Regions from separate parts of the Homo sapiens genome. Here region 2 is linked to region 1. Evidence: read pairs that join two places in POLR2A ChIA-PET (ENCODE). Cell type or tissue: GM12878. All regions are shown on one strand. Links, peaks and the distances in the headings refer to the core of each region. The heading gives the core; the rest is flanking DNA.

Region 1 (7,888 bases), core at 2,268-6,267:
AGGCCATAAGAGAAGAGAAAAATAAAGATTTCCAACTGTGACCCCAGCATCAGAAGTGAAGGTTAATTTAGAAGTGGTGGTTGTTCAAGGGGAAAGGTAACAACACATTTCATCTAAAAGTAACTCTTGGCCAGGCACAGTGGTTCACACCTGTAATCCCAGCACTTTGGGCAGGCTGAGGCAAGAGGATCACTTGAGTCAAGGAGTTCGAGACTAGCCTGGGCAACATAGTGAGACCTCATCTCTTAAAAAAAAAAAAAAAAGAGTAATCCCAGCACTTTGGGAGGCCGAGGCGGGCGGATCATGAGGTCAGAAGATCAAGACCATCCGGGCTAACACGGTGAAACTCTGTCTCTACTAAAAACACAAAAAAATTAGCTGGGTGTGGTGGTGGGTGCCTGTAGTCCCAGCTACTCAGGAGGCTGAGGCAGGAGAATGGTGTGAACCTGGGAAATGGAGCTTGCAGTGAGCTGAGATCATGCCACTGCACTCCAGCCTGAGCGACAGAGCAAGATTCTGTCTCAAAAAAAAAAAAAAAAACAAAAAAACAAAGAAAGGTAATTATTTGAGGCCAGGTGAGGTGGCTCATGCCTATAATCCCAGCACTTTGGGAGGCCAAGGCTGGTGAATCATGAGGTCAAGAGATGGAGACCATCCTGGCCAACATGGTGAAACTATGTCTGTACTATACAGGTTTGAAGCTATACAGATTGAGTTATCCCTTATATGAAATGCTTGGGATCAGCAGGTTTTCAGATTTCTGGCTGGGTGCAGTGGCTCACGCCTGTAATCCCAACATTTTGGGAGGTCAAGGGGGGTGGATCCCTTGAGCTCAGGAATTTGAGACCAGCCTGGCCAACATGGTGAAACCCCATCTAGTAAAAATACAAAAATTAGCTGGGAGTGGTAGTGTGCACCTGTGGTCCCAGCTACTCAGAGGCTGAGGCAGGAGAATCGCTTGAACCCAGGAGGCGGAGGTTGCAGTGAGCCGAGATCACGCCACTGCACTCCAGCCTGGCAACTGAGCGAGACGCCGTCTCAAAAATAAAAAAAAAAAGTATTTGCAAGATGAAGTAGTTCTGGAGACCAGTTGCACAACGTGGATACATGTGACATTAATGAACTGTGCACTTAAAGTTGGTTAAGATTGTAAACTTTATTTTAAAAAAGAACTAAAAAGTACCTGTAATTTTTTTTTTTTAAAGACAGGATCTCACTCTGTCACCTAGTCTGGAGTGTAGTGGCACCATCTTGGCTCACTGCAGCCTCCCACCTCCCAGGCTTAAGTGATCCTCCTGCCTCAGCCTCCTGAGTAGCTGGGACTACAAGCCTGCACCACCATGCCCAGCTAATTCTTATATATTTTTTTGTAGAGACAGGGTTTTACCATGTTGACCAGGCTGGTCTTAAACTCCTGAGCTCAAGCAGTCTGCTCACTTCTGCATCTCAAAGTACTGGGATTACAGGTGTGAGCCACCTTGCCTGGCCATCTCTCTTTCTCTTTCTTTCTCTCTCTCTCTCTCTGTCTCTCTCTCTCTCTCTCTGTCTCTCTCTCTCTCTCTCTCTCTCTCTCTATATATATATATATATATATATATATATATTTTTTTTTTTTTTTTTTTTGTCCTTGAGATGGAGTCTCACTCTCTTGCCCAGGTTGCAGTGCAGTGGTGTGGTCTCAGCTCACTGCAACCTCCACCTCCTGGGTTCAAGCGATTCTCCTGCCTCAGCCTCTTGAGTAGCTGGGACTACAGGTGCGCACCACCACACCCAGCTAATTTTTGTATTTTTAGTACAGATGGGGTTTCACCATGTTGGCCAGCCTGGTCTCAAACTTCTGTCCTCAAGTGATCCACCTACCTCGCTCCCATAGTGCTGGGATTATAGACGTGAGCCATCATGCCCAGCCAAGCCCATGATTTTTTTTTTCTTTTTTGAGATGGAGTCTTGCTTTGTCGCCCAGGCTGGAGTACAATGGCGCGATCTCGGCTCACTGCAACCTCTTCCTCCCGGGTTCAAGCAATTCTCCTGTCTCAGCCTCCCGAGTAGCTGGGATTACAGGTGCACCACTACGCCCAACTAATTTTTGTATTTTTAGTAGAGATGGGGTTTCACCATGTTGGTCGGGCTGGTCTCGAATTCCCGACCTCGTGATCCACCCACCTCGGCCTCTCAAAGTGCTGGGATTACAGGCGTGACCCACCACTCCCGGCCTAAGCCCATAATTTTTAAAGTAATTGTTTTTATTAATTTAAACTTTTGCTCAATCTACTTTGAAGCTATACAGGTTAAGTATCCCTTATATGAAATGCTTGGGATCAGAAGTGTTTCAGATTTCTGGCCGGGTGCAGTAGCTCACGCCTCTAATCCCAACATTTTGGGAGGCCAAGGGGGGTGGATCCCTTGAGCTCAGGAATTCGAGACCAGCCTGGCCAACATGGTGAAACCCCATCTCTACTAAAAATACAAAAATTAGCTGGGGGTGGTAGTGTGCACCTGTGGTCCCAACTACTCGGGAGGCTGAGGCAGGAGAATTGCTTGAATGTGGGAGGTGGAGGTTGCGGTGAGCTGAGATTATGCCACTGCACTCCAGCCTGGGTGACAGAGCAAGATCCTGTCTCAAAAAAAGAAGTGTTCCAGATTTCTGTTTTTTTCAGAGTTTGAAATACTTGCATATGTATAATGAGATATCTTGGGGATGAGACCCAAGTCTAAACACAATATTCATTTATGTTTCATATACAGTTTATACACATAGCTTGAAGGTAATTTTATATAATATTTTAAATAACTGTGCATGAAATAAAGTTTTCTTTTTCTTTTTAAATTGAGATGGGATCTTGCTATGTTGCCCAGGCTGGTCTTGAACCCCTGGGCTGAAGTGATCCTCGTGCAACAGACTCCCAAAGCACTGGGATAACAAGCATAAACCATGTGCTGGTTGAAGTAAAGTTTTTTTCTTTCTTTCTTTTTTTTCTCCTTCCCCTCCTCTGAAACAAACAAACAAAAAAATTTTTAAGCATTCCAATCAAGGAACATGGGATGCTTTCCCATTTATTTAGTTCTTTTTGTTGTTCTTGTTTTTTGAGACAGAGTCTCACTCTGTCACCCAGGCTGGAGTGCAGTGGGGCAGTCTTGGCTCACTGCAACCTCTGCCTCCCAGGTTCAGGCGATTCTCATGCCTCAGCCTCCTAAGTAGCTGGGATTACAGGTGTGTGCCACCATGCCCAGCTAATTTTTGTATTTTTAGTAGAGATGGGTTTTCGCCATGTTCGCCAGGCTGGTCTGGAACTCCTGGCCTCAAGTGATCCACCTGCCTTGACCTTCCAAAGTGCTGCAACTACAGGCATGAGCCACTGTGCCCAGCCTGAAACAAAGTTTTGACTTTGACCCATCACATGAGGTCAGGTGTGGAGTTTTCCCTTGAGGCATCACATTGGCACTCAAAAAGTTTTGGATTTTGGGCCGGGCATGGTGGCTCACACCTGTAATCCCAGCACTTTGGGAGGCCGAGATGGGCAGATCACCTGAGGACAGGAGACCAGCCTGACCAACATGGAGAAACCCCATCTTTACTAAAAATACAAAATTAGCTGGGTGTGGTGGCACATGCCTATACTCCCAGCTACTTGGTAGGCTGAAGCAGAAGAATCACTTGAACCAGGGAGGCAGAGGTTGCAGTGAGCCGAGATCACGCCATTGCACTCCAGCTTGGGCAACAAGAGCGAATCTCCACCTCAAAAAAAAAAAAAAAAAAAAGCTTTGGATTTTGGAGAATTCTGGATTTTAGATTTTTGGATTAGGGTTGCTTAACCTGTATCAACTTTTCAAGTTTTAGGAACGCAGATTTACTCCTGCCATCTCAAGTAGTAGGAAGTCTCTCTATACACATATTTTATAAAGAGATGGGGGTCTTGCTATCTTGCCCAGGCTGGTCTCAAACTCCTGAGCTCAAGTGATCCTCCCGTCTCAGCCTTCTGAGTAGCTGGGAGGAAGTCTATTTTGAGGATACACATGACAAGAAAGATGAGAATATCATAGGAACTTAAGAACAGTCAAGTGGTTAGACTGCAGTTGGGAACTAAAATGAACATGGAAGTGGACAACAAATTCTATGCACACCTACAGATGGAGTTAAGTGTCACTCTCAGTGGCAGGAGTCATGCAGTACTCCCCAAACCTGAGGGTGTGTATCACCATTTCTCTCTGTCTCTATGACTACCAGCCAACTACCTCATTTAGTCATAGCTTCTGCTTAGTCATAATGCCAGTTTACTCATATCATGTCTCTCTATAACCACTTATAACCACTTTTAGCTTCTCTCCCCACATTCAACAGACTGATTCTCTGTATAATCAACTTCAAATTCTTTTTCTCTTTTTTTCTTTTTTTTTTTTTGACAGAGTCTCACTCTGTCACCCAGGCTGGAGTACAGTGGCGTGATCACAGCTCACTGCATCCTTGGCACCCCAGGCTTAAGCAGTCCTCCCACTTCAGCCTACTGAGTAGCTGGGACTATAGCTGTGCCACCATGCCTGGCTAATTTTTTTTTTTTTCTTTGAGATGGAGTTTCACTCTTGTTACCCAGGCTGGAGTGCAACGGCATGATCTTGGCTCACCGCAACTTCTGCATCCCGGGTTCAAGTGATTCTCCTGCCTCAGCCTCCCAAGTAGCTGGGATTACAGGCATGCGCCACCACGCCCAGCTAATTTTGTATTTTTAGTAGAGACAGGGTTTCTCCATGTTGGTCAGGCTGGTCTTGAACTCTCGATCTCAGGTGATCTGCCCACCTTGGCCTCCCAAAGTGCTAGAATTACAGGCGTGAGCCACCTTGTCCAGCCGCCTGGCTAATTTTTTAATTTTTTGTAGATACAGTGTCTCACTATGTTGCCCAGGCTGGTCTTGAACTGGTGGGCTCAAGCAATCCTCCTGCCTCGGCTTCCCAAAGCTCTGGGATCACAGGCATGAGCCACCATGCCCAGCCCAAATTCCTGAAAGAAAAAAAAAAAAAAAAAAACGCCGGGCGCGGTGTCTCATGCCTGTAATCCCAACACTTTGGGAGGCCGAGGTGGGCGGATCACCTGAGGTCAGGAGTTCGAGACCAGCCTGGCCAACATGGAGAAACCCTGTCTCTACTAAAAATACAAAATGAGCCGGGAGTGGTGGTGCATGCCTGTAATCCCAGCTACTTGGGTGGCCGAGGCAGGAGAATTGCTTGAACCCGGGAGGTGGAGATTGCAGTGAGCCGAGATCGCGCCATTGCACTGCAGCCTGGGCAAACAGAGCGAAACTCCATCTGAAAAAATATATATATATGACTGGGCTTGGTGGCTTACGCCTGTAATCCCAGCACTTTGGGAGGTCAAGGCGGGCAGATCACTTGAGGTCAGCGTTTGAGACCAGCCTGGCCAACATGGTGAAACCCCGTCTCTACTAAAAATACAAAAAAAAATTAGCCAGGCGTAGTGGTGTGTGCCTGTAATCCCAACTACTCGAGAGGCTGAGGCAGAAGAATCACTTGAATCTGGGAGGTGGAGGTTGCAGTGAGCCAAGATCATACCACTGTACTCCAGCCTGGATGACAGAGTGAGAGAGACTCCATCTAAAAAAAAAAAGAAAAAAGAAAAAAATTTGACTGGCTTAGTTCAGTTTTCAAAATTAAATGTGCATCAGAACCTGGCCAACATGGCGAAACCCATCTCTACTAAAAATGCAAAAACTAGCTGGGCATGGTGATGTGTGCCTGTAGTTCCAGCTACTCAAGAGGCTGAGGTGGAAGGATCACTTGAACACAGGAGGTCAAGGCTGCAGTAAGCTGTGATCACACCACTGCACACCAGCCTTGGTGTCAGAGCAAGACCCTGACTCAAAGTAATAATAATAATATGCATCAGAATCATCTGGAGAGCTTAAATCACAAGTTGTAGGACCCCTTCCCAGCATTTCTGATTTAGTCATCTGGGGTATAGCCTGCGAATTTGCATTTCTAACAAAATCCCAGGTAATGCTGACTACACTGATCTGGGGACCACACTTGAGAACCACTGGTCTGGTTAATCATCCTTTTATCTGTTTGGACAGAGCAACTGGGGCAAGCTACCTCATGTTGCCAGTACCATATTTCTGAACTGACTCTCAGGCTCATAACTGGAGATTTTTTTCCTCCTCATTTAGGCAGTCACCCAAGTCTTATGATTTATAAGTGGAATGTCTCTGATCTTTCCCTTTATCTTCCTCAGTCACTGCCCTCATCCAGGGTCTCATCTCCCCGTACCTGGACCACAGAAAAGTTTCCTGAGTCAAGCTGCCCTAGACCCACAGCTGCCAAATTACCCTTCCACTGACAGTCCTCAAATGCTTATGGTTTCCCTCAAGGCCATCGATCGGCCACCTTTGGTTATCACATTAAGTTAAATTTTGGAACACCTCTAAACTTTTGCTTTTAGGTCAATAATATTTATTTACTTTTATTTATTTGTTCATGTATTTAGAGTCTTGCTCTGTTGCCCATGCTGGAGTGCAGAGGCGCAAATCTCGGCTCACTGCAAACTCTGCCTCCCAGGTTCAAGCCATTCGCCTGCCTCAGCCTCCCAAGTAGCTGGGATTACAGGTACTCGCCACCACACCCAGCTAATTTTTGTATTTTTAGTAGAGACAGGGTTTCGCCATGTTGGCCAGCCTGGTCTTGAACTCCTGACCTCAGATGATCTGTCTGCCTGGGCCTCCCAAAGTGCTGGGATTACAGGCGTGAGCCACCGCACTCGGCCTTAAGTCAATATTTAAATGTCCAAATTTGTTTTTCCATATTGATATATATTTTTTTCTTTTTTCTCTTTTTTTGGAGACAGGGTCTTGCTCTGTCACCTAGGCTGGAGTGCGTGGGTGCCATCACAGCTCACTGCAGCCTCAATGTCCCAGGCTTTAATGATCCTCCTGCTTCACCCTTCCAAGTAGATGGGACCACAGGTGTGTGCCACCACATCCAGCTATTTTTTTAATTTTTTGTAGAGATCGGGACTATGCTACCCAGGCTGGTTTTGAACTCCTGGGCTCAAGTGATTCTTCCACTTTGGCCTCCCAAAGGGCTGTGATTACAGGCGTGGGCCACCAAGCCCAGCCTTATATTTCCTTTCTACCACGACCTCCTACCCCTTCCCTTAAAGAACCCACCTATCTGAACCTTAGGACCATGCTTTAGGAAAAGCTTCAACTTTTTTTTTTTTTTTAAATAAAGATGACTCTGGAACTGGAACTTTAAAAAAAAATTATATTTGGCCAGGTGCAGTGGCTCATGCCTATAATCCCAGCACTTTAGGAGGCTGAGGTGAGTGGATAACCTGAGGTCAGGAGTTCGAGACCAGCCTGGCCAACATGGTGAAACCCCATCTCCACTAAAAATAGCTGGGTGTGGTGGGCGCCTGTAGTCCCAGCTACTCGATAGGCTGAGGCAGGAGAATCACTTGAACCCGGGAGGCAGAGGTTGTAGTGAGCCGAGATAGTGCCACTGCCCTCCAGCCTGGGTGACAGAGTGAGACACTGTCTCAAGAAAGAAAAAAAAAAAAAAGTTATGCAGATTTTGCAATCTTCTCCATCTATTTTTGCTTTAACATAAAAGGAATGGGATGGGTGCAGTGGCTCATACCTGTTATCCCAGCACTTTGGGAGACTGAGGCGGGTGGATCACTTGAGGTCAGGAGTTCAAGACCAGCCTGGCCAACATGGTGAAACCCCATCTCTACTAAAAATACAAAGATTAGCCGGGCATGGTGGCAGGGCCTGTACTCCCAGCTACTCGGGAGGCTGAGGCAGGAGAATTGCTTGAACCTGGGAGGGGGAGGAGGTTGCAGTGAGCTGAGATCATGCCATTGCACTCCAGCCTGGGTGAC
Region 2 (7,888 bases), core at 2,648-6,647, 300 kb before region 1:
TCTTTGCAGTTAACTTCAGTTTTTAAATAAATTATTTTAGGAATAATTACCTACCTATTTTGACTCTCCCCCTCTCAGGACCTTCTCCCATTACTAGGATATTTGCTGGTTTCTAGAAATAAAAATAGAGCATTCAAATTACCATGTTTATTCTTTTGACATGCTCTAAAATGGAGAAAAGTTCTTATCATATAAAAAATCATTTCTGTATTTTCATCAAAAGTAAATCAAATATTAAGCACCCTCTACATAGTTAAAGCATTTGACATAATTGAAGTCAGCACTAACTTTATATGAACATCCTTGCTATGGAAACACACCTTATTTTCAAAATTATATCATACAAATAATTACAAAGCAATTAAAGCTATCATTTCTAAATAGATTCATCCCGCAGAAAAAACTAATAATAATTTTTAAACCTGCACAGTTTATGTGCTTGAAAAATTTTATATAAAATTTCAAACCACAACATAATCGCCTTCATATGAATAAGTTGAATGGAATATTCCTTCCTAAATATTTCTAAACTACCGTAGAAAAACATGATCAGCATTCAACAACTCTATTAAAATTCATGCATCAGCTATCATACATGCAAAAGTAGGAAATTCCAAATATAATTTCAAGATGTAGGAAAATAAAAACCAAGGCTAATACAGAACTATAAAAAGAAAAGAGTAGGCTGCAAATGTATCTACCATATTTTCAGTCACCCTTATCTGTAGACACTTGGAAACAGAGAAACTGTTGAGATAGGCTTTGGAAGGGGGAGAGAGTGAGTCTCCTTTGTAAAGTCTTTGAAGGAAAATGTATGTGTTATTAACTTACTGGATTCATTTATTCAATCAACGAATGCATTTTTTGTATCTTCTAAGGATAAAGAACCATGCCAATCTTTAAGAGGGAAAACAAAAGCACAGTAAAAACCAAGTTCCTAACCTCCAGACGCTTACTACATAAGTAGAAAGAAAACTAAGAAGGATTGTATAATATTAGAAGCTAGTGCTATGTATGAGTTATAGAGAAGACTGAGGTTTTGTGTTCAAGATTAAACTGGATTACTTTAAAGATCCCTTTCAATTTGCTGATTGTTAAAAATGTTTCAATGAAAACAAAAAGCACTTAAAAAACAAATTCAAAGGAGGAAGTGATGAATTAAAGATTCCACTGTTAAGGGAAATGCTCACTGGGGATGGAAGTGGGAATGGTGTCCATTAGACGGATATGAAAATGAACAGGAACCATCATGGCAGAGTAGAGGAAGGGCAAGGACACCATAGGAAGTGGAAAAAGGATATGACCAGGTATGCATAAGACGCAGAAGTCTGACTTGGGCCAGGTGCAGTGGCTCACACCTGTTATCCTAGGACTTTGGGAGACCGAGGCGGGAGACTCACCTGAGTCTAGGAGTTCAAGGCCAGCCTGGGCAAAACACAAAATAGTAAGATTCTGTTTCTACAAATAATTTTTTAAAATAGCCTAGTGTGGTGGCATGCACCTGGAGTCCCTGCTACTCAGGAGGCTGAGGCGGAAGGATTGCTTGAGTCTAGCAGATTGAGGCTACCAGGGTACTACTGTGAGCCATGATTATGCCACTGCACTCCAGGCTGGGTGACAGAGCAAGACCCTGTCACAAAAAAAAAAAAAAAAAAAAAAAAATCTGAAAAGGGCTCATGTTGAGGGTAGTAGGATGAACCTAGACTCTGGATAGTCTTAAATGCCAAGTGAAGTAATCAGACCGTTATATTACAGTCAGTGAGTTTACAGGAGAGGATGAGGGAGTGGAATTGGATGTGAGGTGGTAAGAGCTCTGTCCAATGTCTTGTCAGCAGAAATGGCAAGGGAGGTATGGAGCTGAGAAGCATTTTAGAGGAGAAAATTAACAGGACTTTGTGACTGGCTTAAGCTAAAAGATTAAGAAAAAGGGTGGTAAAGATTTTACCAAGGTTTTAAGTTTATGTGACTGGAAGAATAATGGTGCCTTTCATGGACACAGAAAAGTTATAAGAGGTAATGGTTTAAAAATAAGGAACAATAAAGAGAAGGCGACAACATATTGAGTTTGAAAAATGGTTAGGCGTGGTGGCTCAAACCTGTAATCCCAGCACTTTGGGAAGTCGAAGCAGGAGGATCGTTTAAGCCCAGGAGTTTGAGACCAGCCTAAGCAACCTGAAGAGACCCTGTCTCTATAAAACATAAATTAAAAAAAATTATCCAGGCATGGTGGCACATGCCTGTGGTCCCAGCTACTTGGGAGGCTGAGGTGAGAGGACTGCTTGAGCCCAGGAGGTCGAGGCTAGAGTGAGCTGTGAGCGTGCCATTGCACTCAAGCCTGGGCAACAGAGTGAGACCCCGTCTCAAAAAATATTAAATAAAATGAAAGAGTTTGAGAAATGTGAAATGCCTAAGTCATACTAGCCAGAGGAGTGAGAAGAGGAAGATTTGGATTTGAAAGTTATTATCACCAGAGTGTGATACCTGAAATGAGATTGGTTCACCATACTAGAAAGAAAAAGAAAAAGATTGGTTCACCATATGAGATGAGATTGGTTCACCATACTAGAAAAAAAAAACTATTTATCAAAGGTCCATTATGTAAAAAGTGTTGTACTTCAGGCCTTTAGGAAACAACAGGAAATAAAACATGAAGATCTTGACTTTAAGGAGCTTAAATCCAGGAGGAAAAGACAGACAGCTTTTAAGACTACAAGGAAGAGGCTGGGTGCAGTGGCTGACACCTGTAATCCCAGGAACTTTGGAAGGCCGAGGTACGTGGATCACCTGAGGTCAGGAGTTCAAGACCGGCCTGGTCAACATGGTGAAACCCCATCTCTACTAAAAATACAAAAATTAGCCAGGCATGGTGGCAGGCACCTGTAGTCCCAGCTACTTGGGAGGCTGAGGCAGGAATCGCTTGAACCCAGGAGGTGAATGTTGCAGTGAGCTGAGATCGTGCCACTGTACTCTAGCCTGGGCAACAGAGTGAGACTCCATCAAAAAAAAAAAAAAAAAAGAAAAAGAAAGGAGAGGAAAGGAGGAAAGGGAAAGAAAGGAAGGAAGGAAGGAAGGAAGGAAGGAAGGAAGGAAGGAGGGACAAGGCAGAGGGCAGATTATGAAAACTATCAATATAGAAAGAAAAATTGCATGGAATGAATGATTCTTCTCATTGAACATCAGAATAGTCTTTAGGAAGATGACTCTGGATGACTTTAAGTGAGGATAACTAAGATTTGGATAAGCATAAACAACAAAAATGAAGAGTTTTCAGGCTCATGGAACCCTACAGGTAAGGACATAAAAACACAGACATGGCATATTGACAGCCTAGACATATTTTGATGTGACAAGAGCAGTGAATGTTTGGTGTAGAAATGCAACTGGAAAACAACTTTGGGAATAAAATACCAGATTAAGGAAATTGGAGGCTGGGCGTGGTGGCTCACGCCTGTAATCCCAGCACTTTGGGAGACCGAGGCGGGTGGATCACGAGGTCAGGAGTTCGAGACCAGCCTGACCAACATGGTGAAACCCCGTCTCTACTAAAAATACAAAAATTAGCTGGGCGTGGTGGTGTGCACCTGTAATCTCAGCTACTCAGGAGGCTGAGGCAGGAGAATCGCTTGAACCCGGAAAGCGGGAAAGCGGAGGTTGCAGTGAGCTCAGACTGTGCCACCGCACTCCAGCCTAGGCGACAGAGTGAGACTCTGTTTCAAAAAAAAAAAAAAAAAAAAAGGGTTCAAGACTTGGCATTGCCTTTTCACACTATCTTCTCAACCCTCATTCATTCAACAAATATTGTTTGATCACAAACTAAGTAACAGGCAGTGATTTAGATGCTACAGAAGCAGCAGAAAACAAAAACAGGAAAAATCCTTGCCCTCGTGGAGCTTACAGTCTAGTGAGAAGAGAAAGGCAATAAATAAATAAGTATACAACATATCATATACTGATAAGTACCATGGAAAAGAAAACAAAAAGAGAATACAAGAGATTGTCAAATCTGCTATTATGGCTGACTAAGTGCTCTGAGGGACCCTCCCCTTAACAGAACAGCTATATGCTATATAAGAAACAAACCAGGCACGGTGGTCCACACCTGTAATCCCAGTTACTCCAGAGGCTGAGGTGGGAGGATTGCCTGAGCCCAGGTGTTCAAGGCCAGGCTGGGAGAAACCCTGTCTTTGATAGGAGGGGAGGGGAGGGGAGGAGTCAGGAAGGGGAAAGGAGAGTAGAGGAGAAGGGAGAAGGAAAGGGGGAAGAGGGAGAGAGACAGCAGAGGAGAGGGAAAAGAGAGAAAAAGGAAAAAGAAAGGAAATATTCCTTGAAGCATCCCAGATTGCACAAGAGATAACAAACTTTACCCTCACTCCAAATAAGGTATCCTTATGGCTGGAGAGTTAAGGAAAGGCAAGGTAGGCCTGAGAGCAGCTGCCAATAATGCACTTCAGCAAGGACACTGAGCCTTGGGCCACCAGCAAGGTAAGGAAGCTGAGCCTGCTACCCCACAATCACTAAGACCTTCAAGGGCACTAAAGGAAACCTAGATGCTACCAGTAGAAGCCAAAGCAAACCCCTTCTGGAGGAAACACTTACCAACTTAGGCCTGACGAGTAAAACAATACATTTTCCAGCTAAAAGACACAGGTATTTCCATAGTGGATTAAAAACAAAATCCATGCTATTTAAAAGAGGTCCACCTAAAGGTAAGAACCATAAAAGCTGAAAGTAAAAGGCAAACTGCCAAAGGAAAGCTGAGTCAACTATGGTAACATCAGATAAAATAGCTTTTAACACAAAAACATTATTAGGATAGAACTGGAGATCATCACATTAAATTAAATAAACCAGGCATAGAAAGACAAACTTCGTATGTTCTCACTTATTTGTGGGAGCTAAAAATTAAAACAATTGGCTGGATGAAGTGGCTCAATAAATAAAAAAGGGATACTAAGATTTTGGGGTTATAGCTAAGGATAACTAAGATTTTGATAAGCATAAACAACAACAACAACAAAAAAGTTTTCAGGCTCATGGAACCCTACAGGTAAGGACACAGTCACATAAAAACACAGACATGGCATGTTGAGAGTTTATATATATTTTGATGTGACAAGAGCAGTGAATGTTTGGTGTAGAAATGCAACTGGAAAACTATCTTGGGAATAAAATACCGCATTAAAGAAATTGGAATTTACTCTATAGGCAAAGCCAAGACAGGACAGTGATCCCAGCACTTTGCAAAGCTGTGGCAGAAGGATCACCTGAACCCAGGATTTCAAGACCAGCCTGGGCAACATAGTGAGACCCCATCTCACTATTAAAATTTAAAATTTTAATTAAATTAATTAAAAATTAAGTTAATTTAATTTAATTAAACATTATTAAAAATTAAACTTTTAAAAATTAAAACAATTGGCCAGGCGCAGTGGCTCATACCTGTAATCCCAGCACTTTGGGAGGCCAAGGCGGGCAGATCACAAGGTCAGGAGTTTGAGACCAGCCTGGCCAACATGGTGAAACCCTGTCTCTACTGAAAATACAAAAATTAGCCGGGCATGATGGCCCGTGCCTGTAGTCCTAGCTACTTGGGAGGCTGAGGCAGGAGAATTGCTTTAACCCCAGAGGCGGAGGTTGCAGTGAGCCAAGATGAGGCCACTGCATTCCAGCCTGGGTGACAGAGCGAGACTTCATCTCAAAAAAAAAAAAAAATTAAAAAAATTGACTTTATGGAGATAGAGAGTAGAAATATGGTTACCAGAGGCGGGGAAGGGTAGTAGGGGCAGGAGAGAGGAGGAAGTGGGGCTGTAATGGGCACAAAAAATAGAAAGAATAAATAAGAAGTAGTATTTGATAGCACAACAGGGTGACTACAGTCAATACTAATTTAATTGTACTTTTAAAAATAACTAAAAGAGTATAATTGGATTGTTTGTAACACAAAGGATAAATGCTTGAGGTGATGGATACCCCATTTACCCTCTTGTGATTATTACACATTGCATGCCTTTATCAAAATATCTCATGTAACCCATAAATATACACATCTACTATACACCCAGTCCCTCGCAGGCTGGAACCTCGGCACACTTCTTGCCCCCGACCATGGAACAGAAAGCCATGATGTTTTTAAGCAGAACCAGCGAAACCCAAGTCCCTCCTTCCTCTGGTGTTTTAGAACTACAGAGGAGGTGAAGGGGGCCAGGGGGAGGGGAGGCAGGGGGGAAGATAAAGGACAGGAATCTACTATGTGTCTGTAAAAATTAAAAAATTTCAAAACAAATTAGGGGTAGAGATGATCACTATATAATGATACAAAGTTCAATTCACCAGGAAGAGGCAATAATCCTAAACCTGTTATGTACTTGAAAAATATATATATGAAGCAAAATAAATATAACTTCAGGGAGTAAAAAGGCCAATGATAACATACTTTCCTCAATTATTCATATGTCAAACAGACAAAAGATTAGTAAAATATAGACTATCCAAAGGATACAATTAACTAGGATGATCTAGAGAGCATATACACAACTTTCTATCCAGTAATTAGAGAGTACACATTTTTCTCAAGCACACATGGAACATTTACAAATACTGATCATATACTAGCAGGTCTCAAGAAATTTCAAGAAATTTTTTATCAAACAGACTATGTTCTCTAACCACAATACAATTAAAACTCTACATATTTGAAAATTTTTAAATATTTCTAAATTACTCAGAGTAAAAGGAGAAACCATAAAAGTTTAAAATATTCAGAATTGAAATAATGAAAATACTATCTACAAAAACTTTGTGGAAGACATCTAATACAGTACTTACAAGGAAAATGTATAGCCTTAAATATGTTAGGAAGAGAAAAAGGCTGAGAATAATGAGTTATGTGCTCAATAAGTTTAAAAAATAGAGAAAGAGAAAAGGTCAACAGAATAAACCAAAAGAAAGTAGAAGTAGAAAGATAAAGGGTAGGATGGGTGGGCAAGTGGAGGGGACCGTTCAGATGCACATCATCCTCGGTCCCTCGGGACTACAGGGACTCACGAGCCGGAGCCCAGAAATCCAGGGGTGGATAAGACACTTTGTCCCCTCCAATTTCCGAACTCTTGACGACGGCTGGAGGCCAACAGAGTCCCTACAGGTGGTGTCCACGGTAATGCATGGACAATGAGCGGCTGTTTTCCAGTTTCTGGCCTCTGGTGCCTATCTAGAGACGGAGGGATGGCCGCGCACGACGCGCCGCGCTTCCTCCTGACCTTCGATTTCGAAGAGACTATCGTAGACGAAAACAGCGGCGACTCAGTCCTGCGAACTGTGCCGGGACAGCAGGTGCAGGAGAGCCTGCGAGCCACCGACCGCGAGGGCTTCTACAACGAGCACATGCAGCGCGTCTTCAAGTATCTGGGCAAGCAGGGTGTGCGGTCGCGGGACCTGCGTGCCATCTACGAAGCTATCCCTTTGTTGCCAGGCATGGGCGACCTGCTGCAGTTTGTGGCTAAGCAAGGCACCTCCTTCGAGGTGATTCTCATCTCTGATGCTAACACCTTCGGCATGGAGAGCACGCAGCGCGCCACCGGCCACCAGAGCCTGTTCCTCCGCATCCTCAGCAACTCGTCGGGGTCCGACGCGCAGGAGCTGCTGGCTCTGTGGCCGTTCCACACACATAGTTGCGTGTGCTGCCCCGCCAACATGTGCAAGCACAAGGTGCTCAGCGACTACCTGCGCGAACGGGCCCACGACGGCATGCACTTCGAGTGCCTCTTCCATGTGGGCGACAGCGCCAACGACTTCTGCCCATGGGGCTGCTGGCGGGCGGCGACATGGCCTTCCCGCGCCGCAGCTACCCCATGCACCGCCTCATCCCTGAGGCCCAGAAGGCGGAGCCCAG

Evidence for each region. ChIA-PET counts read pairs that join two places held together with the same protein. Peaks named below come from ENCODE experiments on the same cell type or tissue, not always from the same donor. Only the 100,000 strongest peaks of a DNase experiment are listed, where the experiment ranks them.
Region 2: POLR2A ChIA-PET joins it to region 1 with 7 read pairs; 3 of 35 experiments call an interaction of 5 or more read pairs at or near these places.

What each region holds. Positions count from the first base shown.
Region 1 is chr6:110,940,593-110,948,480 of GRCh38, forward strand. No RefSeq gene overlaps it. Among named protein-coding and RNA genes, the nearest start is that of GTF3C6, 14 kb to the right of the region's middle. RefSeq lists an enhancer at 4,255-4,474. In GM12878, for the core only: no CTCF peak of the experiment used is centred there; a DNase peak (open chromatin) is centred at 4,239; H3K4me3 peaks cover 504 bases; H3K27ac peaks cover 573 bases.
Region 2 is chr6:110,638,595-110,646,482 of GRCh38, forward strand. CDK19 (cyclin dependent kinase 19) reads right to left here. Exons shown (of 13, transcript NM_015076.5): 5 at 55-112. It also overlaps the pseudogene LOC100129155. Among named protein-coding and RNA genes, the nearest start is that of SLC22A16, 170 kb to the left of the region's middle. In GM12878, for the core only: no CTCF peak of the experiment used is centred there; no DNase peak of the experiment used is centred there.